Linked DNA regions of Mus musculus: region 2 is linked to region 1. The links are chromatin contacts, found by Hi-C or POLR2A ChIA-PET in ENCODE. All regions are on one chromosome and are shown on one strand. The core of a region is the stretch at or near the end of the contact, and the rest is flanking DNA. Distances in the headings are between cores, read along the strand shown. Region 1 holds the start of Fpgs (folylpolyglutamyl synthetase). Region 2 holds the start of St6galnac6 (ST6 (alpha-N-acetyl-neuraminyl-2,3-beta-galactosyl-1,3)-N-acetylgalactosaminide alpha-2,6-sialyltransferase 6).

The links. A loop is a pair of places that touch in the nucleus more often than their neighbours do. ChIA-PET counts read pairs that join two places held with the same protein, here RNA polymerase II (POLR2A).
Region 2: a loop to region 1 is called in a map of T-helper 2 cell, with 2.0 times the contacts of the local background. The contact joins the promoter of St6galnac6 here to the promoter of Fpgs in region 1. A Hi-C loop is called at or near these places in 1 of 37 maps with a recorded cell type or tissue (T-helper 2 cell). POLR2A ChIA-PET finds 5 or more read pairs at or near these places in 2 of 5 experiments (Patski and embryonic stem cell).

The regions. Positions count from the first base shown.
Region 1 is chr2:32,691,578-32,698,283 of GRCm38, forward strand. It overlaps Fpgs (folylpolyglutamyl synthetase), which reads right to left and starts at 2,598. Exons shown (of 15, transcript NM_010236.2): 1 at 2,412-2,598; 2 at 1,016-1,144; 3 at 874-927. The coding sequence starts at 2,549.
Region 2 is chr2:32,603,062-32,610,006 of GRCm38, forward strand. It overlaps St6galnac6 (ST6 (alpha-N-acetyl-neuraminyl-2,3-beta-galactosyl-1,3)-N-acetylgalactosaminide alpha-2,6-sialyltransferase 6), which reads left to right and starts at 3,924. Exons shown (of 7, transcript NM_016973.3): 1 at 3,924-4,050; 2 at 4,981-5,035; 3 at 6,165-6,255. The coding sequence starts at 5,010. Gm52551 (a long non-coding RNA gene) reads right to left here and starts at 4,840. Exons shown (of 2, transcript XR_003954025.1): 1 at 4,712-4,840.

The sequences.
Region 1 (6,706 bases), core at 1,348-3,847:
CTCCAGCATGAGGTGCCGGGCGTGGTGGTGGCGGCGCACGCCTTTAATCCCACTACTGGGGAGGCAGAGGCAGGCGGATTTCTGAGTTCGAGGCCAGCCTGGTCTACAGAGTGAGTTCCAGGACAACAAGGACTATACAGAGAAAAACCTGTCTCAAACCCCCCCCCCTCAAAAAAAAAAAAAAGCAGGCTGAGAAAGCCCTGATGACTAAGCCAATATGCGGCATCCCTCCTGGCCTCTGTATCAGCTCCTGCCTCCAGGTTCCCACCCTGTTTGAGTTCTTGTCCTGACTTCTTTGGGTGAGAAACTGTTCTATGGAATGCAAGTGAAGTTAACCCTTCCCTCCCCAGGTTGCTTTTGGTCATGGTGTTTCAGCACAGCAATCGGGACCCTAACAGGACACCCTAAGGTGCTCTTTGGTAGCAGCATGTAGAGAATCAATTAATAAAGTTGGACAGGCAGGGGCTGGAGAGATGGCTCAGCAGTTAAGAGCACTGACTGCTCTCCCGGAGGTCCTGAGTTCAATTCCCAGCAACCACGTGGTGGCTCATAGTCATCTATAATGGGATCTGATGCCCTCTTATGGTGTGTGTGAGGACAGCGACAGTGCACTCCTACACATACAATAAATAAATACATCTTTAAAAAAATAAGGTGAACCGAGCAGTGGCGGCACATGCCTTTAATCCCAGCACTTGGGAGGCAGAGGCAGGCATATTTCTGAGTTCGAGGCCAGCCTGGTCTACAGAGTGAGTTCCAGGACAGCCAGGGCTACACAGAGAAACCCTGTCTCGAAAAACCAAAACCAAAAAAACAAACAAAAAAAGGTGGATGGGCACCAGTCCACCACATGGACTCCTGGATTGCTCTTACCTTCCCTTTGGTCCCAGTGACATGAATAATGTTTAGCCGGTTCAAGTCCTCCACCTACAACAGACAGAAAGGTCCTCGCCTCAGCCACTGGGCTCGCACGCGCAGATAGGGTCGAGATGTCTTGCAGGATGTACAACCTTACCTGCAGTCCACTCCGTGCCAGGTACATCTCCATAGCCTCCAGCTGCGCCTGGGGGTCACTCCGTTGGCGCTTTACCTGCTCCAGGTAGCTGGCATTGGTTTGCAGGGTGTTGAGCGTGCGCACAGCATCCTAGCAACCATAGTCCCAGTTCAGTGAGGGTCCTTAAGGACAGAGAGACCCAGCCCACCAGTGGCAAAACCAGGGCAACAGGCCCGTTATACCAGCCACGCTGCCTTTGCCGACAGCTATTTGGTGGGACAGCCCTGGCATATCTCCAGTTCTAGCAAAGATGGGAGCCATGGGCAAGCTAGCCCCACCCAGGGAGTGCCAGGTAAAGCTGGCAAGATTAACGGACCTTCATTTCCTGGGCTGCCTTCCCCAAGCTTCTATGCCCTCAGCCTTCACACACAAGACCAACCCTGGAAGGAAGGTTTTTTCCTTAATCTCTCTACCACTATACTGGACACCCACTGAGTGGGGGCCAGGACGTTAGAAATCTAGGAACTTTGAATTTTGGAATATTTGAGAGTTCCACCTTCTAACCCTAAGACAAGACAATGTAAGTAAGCAATTAGATCTGGAAGAGGAGGTACAGAGGGAGGGAAAGTACACTCAAGAGTTGTCGGGCCAGAATCCACAGGTGGGTACAGACAGCCTCAGGAGACGGCTTTGGGGGATGGGAGTGGAAACAGAAAATAAACAGAGAGGCCTAAATGAGAGGCATTTGAGGATATAAATCCAGTCGTGTGTTTCAATTACCCTACATTCTGAGAAACCTGTGCTTAGGCAGTTCCTTTCGGGCACCAGCTGGGTCGCCTGCCCTCTTATCCTCAAGGCTTGGCTGGAAGCCTCACAGCCCTAAACCGGTGCCACCTGCCTGGCCAGCATTAAGTTCTGGTCATTGACAACTGACCCTGGCACAGTTTGTAATCTACAGTTTGTTCTAGATTCTTGGTCTCTTTATTGCCTCTTTTTCTGCCTGCCCGCCGGTCAATTCTGAATACTTAGATTCCAGTCTTCGAGTCTTGGAGACCCCAATCCCAGATCCTCCTGGGTACTTCCACTCTGTACTCCAGAACTCCTCCCTTCCCTTCATCCTGCATTGCCCTGCATTGGAACTTCTAAAACTCAATTCAGATTCTGGACGTTCTGGTGTGTCACCTGCGCCCATTCCCTCTGCAACACCGGACACGCGCTCTCAGAATTCCCACATCGGGCCACCTGAGCTCAACTTTCCGGTCTCTGTCACCTCCCCTGGGCTCTGGGATGTCCCCGCCTCTCGAGCCCCGCAACTTCATGCTCCGGTGCCCCCAGCAGCTGGCGGAGAGCGGAGCAAGGCTCCGGTGCTGCCCACGTGTCAGTACGGGACCGTTTGCCCGCGGGAACGGTCAGAAACCTGATACTCCATGCCCGGCTCCTGTGGCGCTGGCCACGCGCTCATCCCCCGCCGCGCCGCGCCCTCCGTCGTTGCACCACGCGCAGAAACAGCTGCCAGGGACAGAGTCGAGCACAGTCGGCTCCGCGCCCACGACATAGTCTTAATGCCACCGCAAGCTAGGCCTGGGCCGGAGCCGCCCCGCTTCGCCCCGCCCCGCCCTGACGCCATCCTAAGACCCACCAATCCGAGTCTCTAGATTTTCCCGGACCAATGAGAAGCAGCGCCTTATCACGGCCATCTTTGTGAGGGGCAGATGGTCCGGAGGTGCGCTGCTCTCGCCATGCTTCTAGGGGGCGCTCTGCCGGGGAGGGTGGAGGGAAGAGGGTGTTCCTGGGAGGGGGTCCTCCATCTTAAAGGAACTCTGTACTCTTTTCGTCGCTATCCTCCACAGGTCTGTGCCAGGTCTTAAGGACTTCGCTGTACATCCAAAAATAGCCAATCCGAGCCAGCAGTTCTCAGTCCCGACTCCTTGGCAGAGAAGCTCTGAGCTGGAATAGAATTACAGGGCTGGCAGATGCCTGTGTCATCAATTCCCAGCACCGAAATGTCCTGGCTCACGCAGACAGTGGGGATGCAGCCTTTTCGGTCAAGAATATGACCCCGTCTCTCCAGGCTTTTTTTTTTTTTCCCCTTCGGTTTTTCGAGACAGGGTTTCTCTGTACAGCCCTGGCTGAACTGCAGCTCACTCTGTAGACCAGGCTGGCCTCGAACTCAGAAATCCGCCTGCCTCTGCCTCCCAAGTGCTGGGATTAAAGGCGTGTGCCACCACGCCCGGCCTCTCCAGACTCTTAACTCACTCTAGAAGCCTAGGAAGACTTCCCGGAAGAATGACACCCCTATCGAGGCCTGTGGGGTTCGGGGGGGGGATTTCCAGGCTAAGAAGGAGACAGTGGGAAAGACTTCCATTTGGTTGGACCGGGTTGCTCCCGGGATGCTTCATCAGCAGGGACCTGGAGCCCCGTATGAAATTAGGTTTGGAGAAATGGCTCAGTGGTTAAGTCTCAAGGTTCAAGTCTTAGGACCCACACTGCGGCTCACAATTGTAGACTCCAAACTGGGGATCTGACCCGACTCTGGCCTCCAAAAGCACAATGCAAACAGGCAAAAATATTAAGTAAAGATAAAAAAATTTTGGCTGGGCAGTGGTGGCGCACGCCTTTAATCCCAGCACTCGGGAGGCAGAGGCAGGCAGATTTCTGAGTTTGAGGCCAGCCTGGTCTACCGAGTGAGTTCCAGGACAGCCAGGGCTGTACAGAGAAACCCTGTCTCGAAAACAAACAAACAAACAAACAAACAAATAAATAAATAAATTGGAGTAAATTTGCTGGCTTTAGGGGAAGGTGTGTAATCTTATTGGGGCGTTGGAAACTCCCCCGTGGTAGAAAGTGGATTTGAGGGCCCTCTGGGGGAGGGAACAGTAGTCTCACCTTATTGTAGGTGAGGTACTTCCATTTGTGGAAGGCACTGGACAACAGCAATGGGTTTTCAATCTCTCCTGCTTTTCTACATTGGGCTTAAATATTTAGCAGAGATTTCTATTTTAAATAAGCAAGGACTGTTCGGGGAGAAATCTAGACATTTGCTCTCTGAAAGTACTCCTGGCCTCAAACTCACAGACATCTCCTTGCTCTGGCCTCCTGAGTGCTGGAATCAAAGTGTCCAAGCATATATTTCAGTGAACAGCCTCACTCATTCTTGGCCCACTCCCCCCACACCGCCCCCATGGAGTTTCATCTGTAACCCAGGTGGACCTGAGACACCATAGCTGCACCTAGCCAGTCTCAGAGTCTTTATGTGGCAAAAGATCACTTTAAACTCCTGGTCCTGCTTTCACTTCCACAGCTCAGTGCTCAGAGGATCCCGTCTACACCAGCAGGGCTGGTTTCATACCCTACTGGGATCTCATCCAGAGCCTCACGCATCTGCCACTAAGCTATAGTCCTCTGTTTTGAGACAAGATCTCATGCAACCCAGGTCTACCTCTAATTCACTATGTAGCCCAGGACAATTTAAAACTTTAATTCTCTGCCTCCACCACCCGGGTGCTGGGATTACAGGCATTTGCCATTTTGCTTGTTCCCCAAGTGTGGATTTCAGCGAACAGCTTCACTCATTCTTGGCCCACTTTCCTCTCAGTCTTTCTAGTTTTTCCCCCCTCTATGGGCTTTCAGAACCTTCCTCTACCCACTGACTGGAATTATAACCCTTGTGCCCCCCCCCCTTTTCTTCTCTCTGACAATCACAAAATCAGTTTGTGCCTCTAGGAGAACCTCTATCCCAGAAGCAAAGGCAGGTGGGTCTCTGTGGGTTCGAGACCATTCTGGTCTACAGAGTGAGTTCTAGGACAGCAAAGACTACACAGAGAAGCTCTGCCTCAAAAAGTGGGGGGGTCCTGCCTAGCATATGCAAAGGCACCGGGATTGGTCCCTTAGTGCTACTAACAATAATATTAAAATAAAAGCATCTTGTACCTGGTTCTGTCCTCCAAAGGGTCAGACCTGTAAGAAGTGCCACTGGAGGTATACAGCATCCCAAGGGAGAACTTATTTCTGTGTATTCGGTGGAGTGAGGCAGAACGCGACTTAGCTCTCTTCCTCCCTCTTTCCTGTCTCCTTCTTTGCTCTTTTTGTTGTTTGTTTGTTTATGACTGGATCTCACTAAACAGCCAGAACTCCCTGTATGGCCTGGAACTCCCTGTATGGCCAAGGCTTGCCTCTAACTCTCAGCAATTCTCCTGCCTCAGCTCCCCAAGTGCTAGAAATATATCTAAGGCTCAAGGAATACAGTTGTAAGCCAGGTTACTCAACTTAGTTTCTTTTCCCTTTTAATTTATCCCCTCTCTTATGCGGGTGTTTTGTCTGTATTTAGGTCTGTACAGCACCTCTGTACAATTTCAGTAGAGGGCAGAAAGGAGGACAGGGCTCAGACCCCCTGAAACTAGAATTACAGGCAGCTGTGAGCCATGCTGGGGGCCCTGGAACCTGAACCTATCCTCTGGAAGAGTTAAGTGCTCTTAGCTGCTGAGCCTTCTCTGCAGCCCTGATTCCTTTTGTCTTTGGCTAAGCAGCAGAATCCTTGCCTGGCAGACAGGAGCTTCAGTACCTGCCACAGGCTTTCTCTAGAGCCAGGGCTGAGGCCCTGAGTCCTTGGACGGTAGACATCAGCTCTGACTGGAAACAAATGCAGACACAGAGCAGAATGGAGCACTGGAAATTCTGCCAATCTAAACTGGTTTTATTCCAGTTGTAACAGGAAATTATAAGTGGTGCCTTGGTTCTGGGCATGTCACCTGTGCCTTGGACCTGTGTGTCCTTTGTTGTCTAAGGACACTTTTCATGATTTTCTACTTATTAATTTTATTATTTTGAGGTAGGGTCTCATACATATATAGGTGACTCTATACCATACTGTTTCTGTATTCTCTTTCCTCCCTGGTGCTAGGGTTGCACACATGCACATGCACACACATGCACTCGAGCACACACACATACATGCCATTGCATATCTGTGGAGGTCAGGGGACAACTCTTCAGGAGCTGGTCCTTTCCCTCCACTATGTGGGCCCTGAGGATCAAATTTGGCAGCAAGTGCCTCTCAGCCACGGAGCCATCCTGCTAACCCATCCACAAGGCTTTGTATCTAGTTCTTACTCTGGACTGTGTTGATATGTAGATGTATGTCCCTGAGGCTGACTGGCTTTTCTGAGCCTTGTTGTGCTCCATGTGGTGGAAGGCTGTTGAAGACTGGTTCCTGTTGGCTGTTCCCGGCTTTTTGCTGTCACGTGCGATGATGTAACGGTATCATTTACATTGTTTATTTCTTCTACACATGAGAGAAACTCCAGACTAAGAAGTGCAGTGACTAACTCAATGCAGTCGGCAGCACACATGCTCATACACATTGCCTTATACCCAGCAGGGGAGATGGAACTAGTTTCCTAATTTCCAGGGCATCCTTAGAGCTTCCCAGGGCAGTGCTAACACTACCCTGGGCATCAGAAGTCTCATAACCCTTCGGGGAATTAGAGATTGTCCTTATTTTATAGGAGGAGAAATTGAAGCTCAGGGAGATTAATGCACACACCCAGCAAACCCAAACTTGCCGATTAACATCTACTCTTGTTCAACAATCCCCCCACCCCACACACACACCCCAGTCTGTCAGCTCCACGATGCTCTCTGCAGCCCCTGGATTTGCTGTGTGATGCTAAGAAAAGCGTCCCCTGTCTCTGATTGGTCTCCTCTATAGCACAC
Region 2 (6,945 bases), core at 2,674-5,173, 87 kb before region 1:
ACACACAAAACAAGTAAATAGTCTTTAAAATCTAAGTGGTTTTAATCCCAGCACTTGGGAGGCAGAGGCAGGCAGATTTCTGAGTTCGAGGACAGCCTGATCTACATAGTGAGTTCCAGGACAGCCAGGGCTATACAGAGAAACCCTGTCTCGAAAAACCAAAAACAAACAAACAAACAAAAAATAAAATAAAATAAAATAAAATAAAAAACCAAGCCAGACAGTGACGGTGCATGTCTTTAATCTCAGGACTCAGGAGATGGAGGCAGAGGCAGGTGGAGCTCTGTGAATTTGAGACTAGCCTGTTTACAGAGCCAGTAAGCTCAAGGACAGCCAGGGCTAAATGAAAAAATCAAACCAAACAAACAAACAAAATGATTGTATAATTATTCTGTTAAAACTTTTGAAAAATATAAATCCCAAAGTGGAAAAAAAAAAGAGCAGCCTAGACCCTAACATTCCAGAAATGACCACCTTGTTCTGAGATGGAGTCTCATATAGCCCAGCCTGAGCTCCAACTCTGTGTAGCCCAGACTGACCCTGAACTGCTGTTCCTCCTGCCTCACCCTTCCTGAGTGCTGGGACTATATCCATGGACCACTGTACCTCACATTTTATTTGGGGGACTGTATAAGTCCAGAACTTGAGATTTCCGGCCCTAGTTTCCCCTGTAGCTGAGATGACAAGCCCATGGCTCCACACTTGTCCTAAAATAAACTCCTTGAGATCAGACTCTCGAAGGTTGAACCAACAGTGGCTCCCAAGTGACAGCGAACCTTCCAGCCTACCACATTACCCTTCAAGGGGCAGTGGTGGTCTCAGAGACCAGGCATTCACACACACATTATCATAATGAACAAAAAAATTCTCCTTTTAAATCTTTCTTCTGCCAGGCAGTGGTGGCCCACGCCTTTAATCCCAGTACTTGGGAGGCAGAAGCAGGTGGATTTCTGAGTTCTGGTCTACAGAGTGAGTTCCAGGACAGCCAGGGCTATACAGACACACACACACACACCAAAAAGAGGAAAAAAAAAAAGAAACATTTAAGCCCTTTTCCTTTGTATCTTTCTTTTTGTTACATTGTATTTGTACCTTTCTTTTGTTACATTATATTTGTATCTTTCTTTTGTTACATTGCATTTGTTTGTTTGCTCATTTGTTTAGTGGGAGGTGGTGACAATGCCACAGGTCAGAGGACAACTTCCAAGGGTGAATGCTCTCCTTCCTCCAAGTGGCTCCCAGGGATCAAACCCAGGTCGTCAGGCTTGGTGGCATGCACTTTTACCTGCTGAGCCAGCTCCCTTAAATTGTGATATTCTAATTTTGTGATAGGCTGATGTGTTTATATTATTTTAGTAAGTTATAGCACATATGAAGGCTATGAGCCTCTTGAACACAGTGTGCATGGATACTGTAATGTGCGGTCTCCCTGGTGCTTTTAAAACTTTAATCAGTGATACGGGCAATGGCTATCTCCTGCCCTTGGCAATGCCAAGTAGGTTTCTTTTTGGTTTGTTTTTGTCCTAGTTAGTGTTCTATTTCTGTGAAGGGACACCACAACCAAGGCAACTCTTAGAAAAGAAAGCATTGAATTGTGGGTTATAGTTTGTTTATAGTTATAGACGCTTAGTCCATTATCATCATGGTGGGGAGCATAGCGGCTGGCATGGTGTTGGAGCAGAAGCTGAGACCCACATCCTAATCTACAAGCAGGGGACAGGATGAAGGAGGGGGCGGGGTGAGAGCGGGAGGCGGGGCCTCGGAAAAGGAGCCGAAGAAAACCAGGGTTTCCATTTCATTTGGCTGTCTTTGAACTTGGTATTTAGCAGAAGATAGCCTTGACTCTACTACATCCACTCCCCTAGCCGTGTGCTGGGATCACAGGCGTGCCTCTGCCAGGCTACATTTGTTATTTTCACTCCTTGGGTCTCCAAGATTCACCAGCGTTCCTATAGCTTATCATTGCCCCTGCCGTGTAATAGTCCACAGTGTAAATATTCCTTAAAAAAACAAAAACAAGCCGGGCATGGTGGCACACACCTTTAATCCCAGCACTTGGGAGGCAGAGGCCGGTGAATTTCTGAGTTCAAGGCTAGCCTGGTCTGCAGAGTGAGTTCCAGAACAGCCAGGGCTACACAGAGAAACCCTGTCTCGAAAAACAAACAAACAAAAAACAAAAACAAAAACCCTTGCCAGGTGGTGATGACAAATGCCTTTAATCCCAGCACAGCAGAGGTGGATCTGAGTTTAAGGCCAGCCAGGTCTACAAATCGAGTCCCAAGACAGCTAAGGCTACCCAGAAGAACCTTTGTCTTGAAAACCAAATCAATCACTTGGGAGGCAGAGGCAGGCGGATTTCTGAGTTCAAGGCCAGCTTGGTCTACAGAGAGAGATCCAGGACAGCCAGGGCTACACAGAGAAACCCTATCTCGAAGAAAAAAAAGAAAGAAAGAAAGAAAGAAAGAAAGAAAGAAAGAAAGAAAGAAAGAAAACCAAATCAAACCAAACAAACAAACTTTCCATTCTCCTGTTAGTAGATATCTGGACTATTTCTACTCTTGTGTTTCAAACTGTCCAGCTGTGACCTTCACTGTGTACATCTGCAGGACCTAATAGGTACCTAGGGTGGGGAATGGAAAGTTTTACTATGATGTTTTCCTAAGTAATTACAAAACAGAACTCTTTAAACATGCTTTCTCTTCCTAAATCTCCCCATCACCCTCTCAGGCATGCACGTTAACCCTCGTTCCCAGCCTCTTAGAACACTATGGGTAGGCAGTCTTTGTTTATGTAACCAGCTTTCTAACAGGCTACATATGCACATCCCTGTGTCCATACATGCACATCCCTGGATGTCTGGAGGCCAAAGGTCAGCCTCCAATGTTCTTTCCTTGACCTGGGAGGCCCAGAAAGGGTAAGCTAGCTGGAGGGGTCTCCTGTTCTTCCCACCCCCAGAATGGGGATTACAAACACGTGACGTCGCTGGGCGGGGGTAGCACACGGCTTTAATCCCACCACTTGGGGAGGCAGAGGGATCTCTGTGAGTTCAATGCCAGCTTGGTCTAGAGAGCAAGTTTCAGGACAGCCAGGGCTACACCAAGAAACCCTGTTTCGAAAGACAGAAGCAGAACACGGCATCGAGTCTGACATATTGACTATCTCCCTAGCCCTCAGGTTGCATTTTTCTTTAATTTTTCATTTTATTTTATGTGTATGGATGTTTTGCTTCCACATGTCTGTGTACCACATATATGTGCAGTACCCATGGATGCCAGAAGAGGGCGACAGATCCTCCTAGGACTGTGCTGGGAGTGGACCCCAGGTCCTCTAGAAGAGTTGCCAGTATTTGTAACTGCTGAGCCATCCAGTTGGTTGGGTCCAGATTGCTTCCTTTTAGTCACATAAAATAGTGCAACGAATATTTGAGGGTAGGATGAAGAGAGTTGAGCCAAGATCTCTCCATGTACCCCTGGCCGGCCCGGTACTCACTATGTCTATCAGGCTGGCCTTGAACTTGCAACAGTCTTCCGCCCTCTTCTATCTCCTAAGTAGGGTGCAGGCCTCTAAGCTACCAGGCCCATCAAAAGCTACGTTTTCAAACGTTGCTCTCTCCATTTTCCGGAGATAAGGAGATGAAGTACCAAGCTGCCTAGGGGATGGTTACTGGGTCTCTACGAGGGGGAGTCCAGGTAATTAATAACCAGAGTTCGAACCCAGTGATCTCCGCGTTTCGGATTCCCCATCCGAGGTCCTGGTGTCCATTTGGAGAGAGAGAAATGGATGAGATTTGGGATGGGGCGCGGGGCACGAGGGTGCTGTGGGAGAGCGTCTCTCCTCTCTGGCACCTCCCTGGGGCGGGGCCATCCGCAGCCTGAGGCTCCGCCCTCTCGCTCGGCCCTAACGGGACTGCGAGCGCCGGCGCTAGGACCCGGCGGGCTGGAGCTGCGGCGGGGCCTGGGCGGCCAGAGCGGCGCGGACCCCGGTTCTCGGCTCCCGGCGCCATGTGACGGGGTGCGGGGGCCGCGGGGGGCCGGGCGCTCCCCGGCGGAGGTGAGCCGGTGCTGCGCGGGGGCGGGCAGCAGAGCGGGAGGGGGCTTGTGCTTGCGCCTCGGCAGTGGGGAGCCGCTGATAAGGGGGGAGCCCCAGGGCTCCCCGAGACCCACTCTGCTTGCTAACTGCACCCCGAGATCTAGCGGGATTCTTTGGGCCTCTCGTGTTGGAGATGGGGCGACCCTGCCGCGGCCCCGCACCCCTCCCCTGCAGAGCCGGGGTCAGGATAGGATGCTTGACCCTAGGGTGCAGCGGCAGAAGATGGGGAGCGGGGCTGAGCCTCTCACGAGGCACTCGGGGGTACCCTGCTCCCGTCACCTGGAGAAGCCCCAGAGCGAGCTCAGGGTGCGGCCCTCACCCTCAGCCCAGAGCTCAGCCTCCGCAGGTCCAGCCTTGGAGCTGAGTCTAGGCTTCTGGGCTGCCACCTCCCCAGCGGAGTCAGCAGCTCCCCACCAGGCCTGGCCACTCCGAGCCGAACTAGATGTCTGGCGCACGCACAGGCTACAAGGGGACCCTCCCGGGAGACCCTTTCAGGCTCCGCCCTGTAAACAAACACTACAAGATTCCCCCCTCCCCCGCTTGCTCCTGCTCCCTGCGAGGCGCGTTGCCTCTCTGATCCCTCAGTCTCCTCATCTGTGAAATGGGGAGCAAGAGCACCTACCAGGCGTTGCCTTGAAAAGTGTGTAGGCAGGCGATGCTTTGCGTAGCTCCGGAGCATGTTTCGTAATATAAGGGAAGTCCCCGGCTTGGGGTCAAGAGGGGGAGGATTGTTTCTGGGACAGGCTTGTGCAGGGGCGGGCATTGAACGGAGTAACCCGAAGGCTTAGGATTTCTGATATAGTACTTTCAAGCCTTCGGCTCTCCTTTTCACAAATGCATGCATCTTTCCAGTCGCCCCAGGAGTTACCAGTTCTTATTCCCATTTCACAGATGAGGAAACTGAGGCTCAGAGAGGTCACATGGCTTGCTCGAGGCCCCCCAGCCAGTAAGTGTGGACCCGACATTCGCACTGGCACCTGATACGCTGTTCTGACCATGGCGTTCTCAGAGCAGGACCGTGACGGGCCTGACCGGGGGAACCGTAGTCCTGGCTGAGGGCACTGCTCAGGCAAAGGTGGGAAAGTGGGGCGTGGGCCTGGGACCTGGAGTGCTCCAAGTGTCTGGAGCACGGGGCATGCGCAAGACAGGGTAGTAAGACGGTGGTCTGTCTGGGAGCTGTGGCCAGACCCAGGGGAGCTTTGAATGCTGGAGGTGTCAGGGTTAATGGGGGCGACTCTAGGATTCTGGCCTCCTGTCTTCTGACCTAACGGTTTGAGTCCACGGACAAGCCACGCCTCCCTTCCATTAAGCCTGTTTCCTGAACTGCCCGCTGGGGACAGACAGAAGTCTGGGGTCTCTGACTGAAGATACTGGGATGGCACAGGGGAACCATGAAGCCTGGGGATGGTAGTGGGAGCTGCCACGGGGTGGGGTCGTGCTTGGCAATGGGAGGAGCCAGGCCTGGCCAATCAGGAGCGGTGTGTGTGGCACTCTAGCCTGGAGGTTTCTAGCTATTCCTGGAGTAGGAGTAAACCGCAGCTAGGTCAGGGGGCGGAGATAGTGACCGGAGCCGAGAGGCTCCCCGGGGAGCGCGCGCTCTGATCTGGGGATCCCCTTTGAGGATCCAGCCTAGTTTTCTTCCTCTCTATGCCAGCCCTTTTTTGCGTTTTTGGGCTGTAGCTGCCAGAGGAAGTGGGCTGGATGCCCTCTTATGGCCTGCTTACAGGTTGGGGCTTGGAAGTGTAGAAGGGCCAGGCCCAGTGGTGGGAGGGAAGGGAGGGTTATAGAGTGAGGCACACAGCTGGGCGGGGCAGGAAGGCTTGCCCTTGACCCCAAGATCACATTGACCAATGACCGAATTCACTGAGCCCTGGGGTTCAAAGGCCTGTGAGGAGGGTGTCAGGACCTAGGAAACTTTTGGACCATCCCTGCTTGAAGTATGAGTGGGAACCAGGACAAAACAGAAACAGCCCTGAACCTTAAACTTGGGAGAGCTGTTGGGTAGAGGCGCGACCTGAGATCCAGCCGCATCCAGGGGAGGGCCTCCGGCCATAACCCTTTCTGGTGGCTTGCAGGTGTGACCCCACAACCCTGCCCCCCGGGCCACCTGCCGGACGCTGGCCTCTACCCTTCAGCAGACGCCGGAGAGAGATGAGTAGCAACAAAGTAAGTCCTTCGTTTCTCACCCCAGTTTGAGCTGCTCGCACAACCGTCTGTGAAACGGACTTCTTTTAACCTGCCCAGGCTTTGGCGTCTTCACGCCAGCCCACACAGGAGAGTGGGTACCCAGGAGGTCTGGGTTCAAACTCTGCTTCAGCCACTGAGTGCACTCTCGCCTCTCTCTGGGCCCAAGGTCCTCTTTGATATCCAAAAGCTTGGCTTATGTATCAGTGGGAAAGCATTGACTGTGAATGGTTCTGGGGAGTGCCGTGCAGGATAGGGATGGGGAAGTGAACAGGGGCCTTGGGGGAATGGCCATGTTCAAAATCAGAGTACCTGAATCCCCATCATGTATTTGTTCCTGTTTTCTTTCTTCCTTCCTTCCGTTGTTGTTGTTGTTTTGTTGGGCTTTTTTGTTTTGTTTTGTTTTTTTCGAGACAGGGTTTCTCTGTGTAGCCCTGGCTGTCCTGGAGCTCACTCTGTAGACCAGGCTGGCCTCGAACTCAGAAATCCGCCTGCCTCTGCCTCCCAAGTGCTGGGATTAAAGGCATGCACCACCATTGCCTGGCTGTTCCTATTTTCTGAGCACCTACTATGTGTTTGACCCCCCTACCCCCCAAACCTTTCCACAGGCTTCATGGCAGAGTGTGAGATGCTTGTGATAGCCTGAGTCTAGGAGGGCAGCACAGTCCTTTG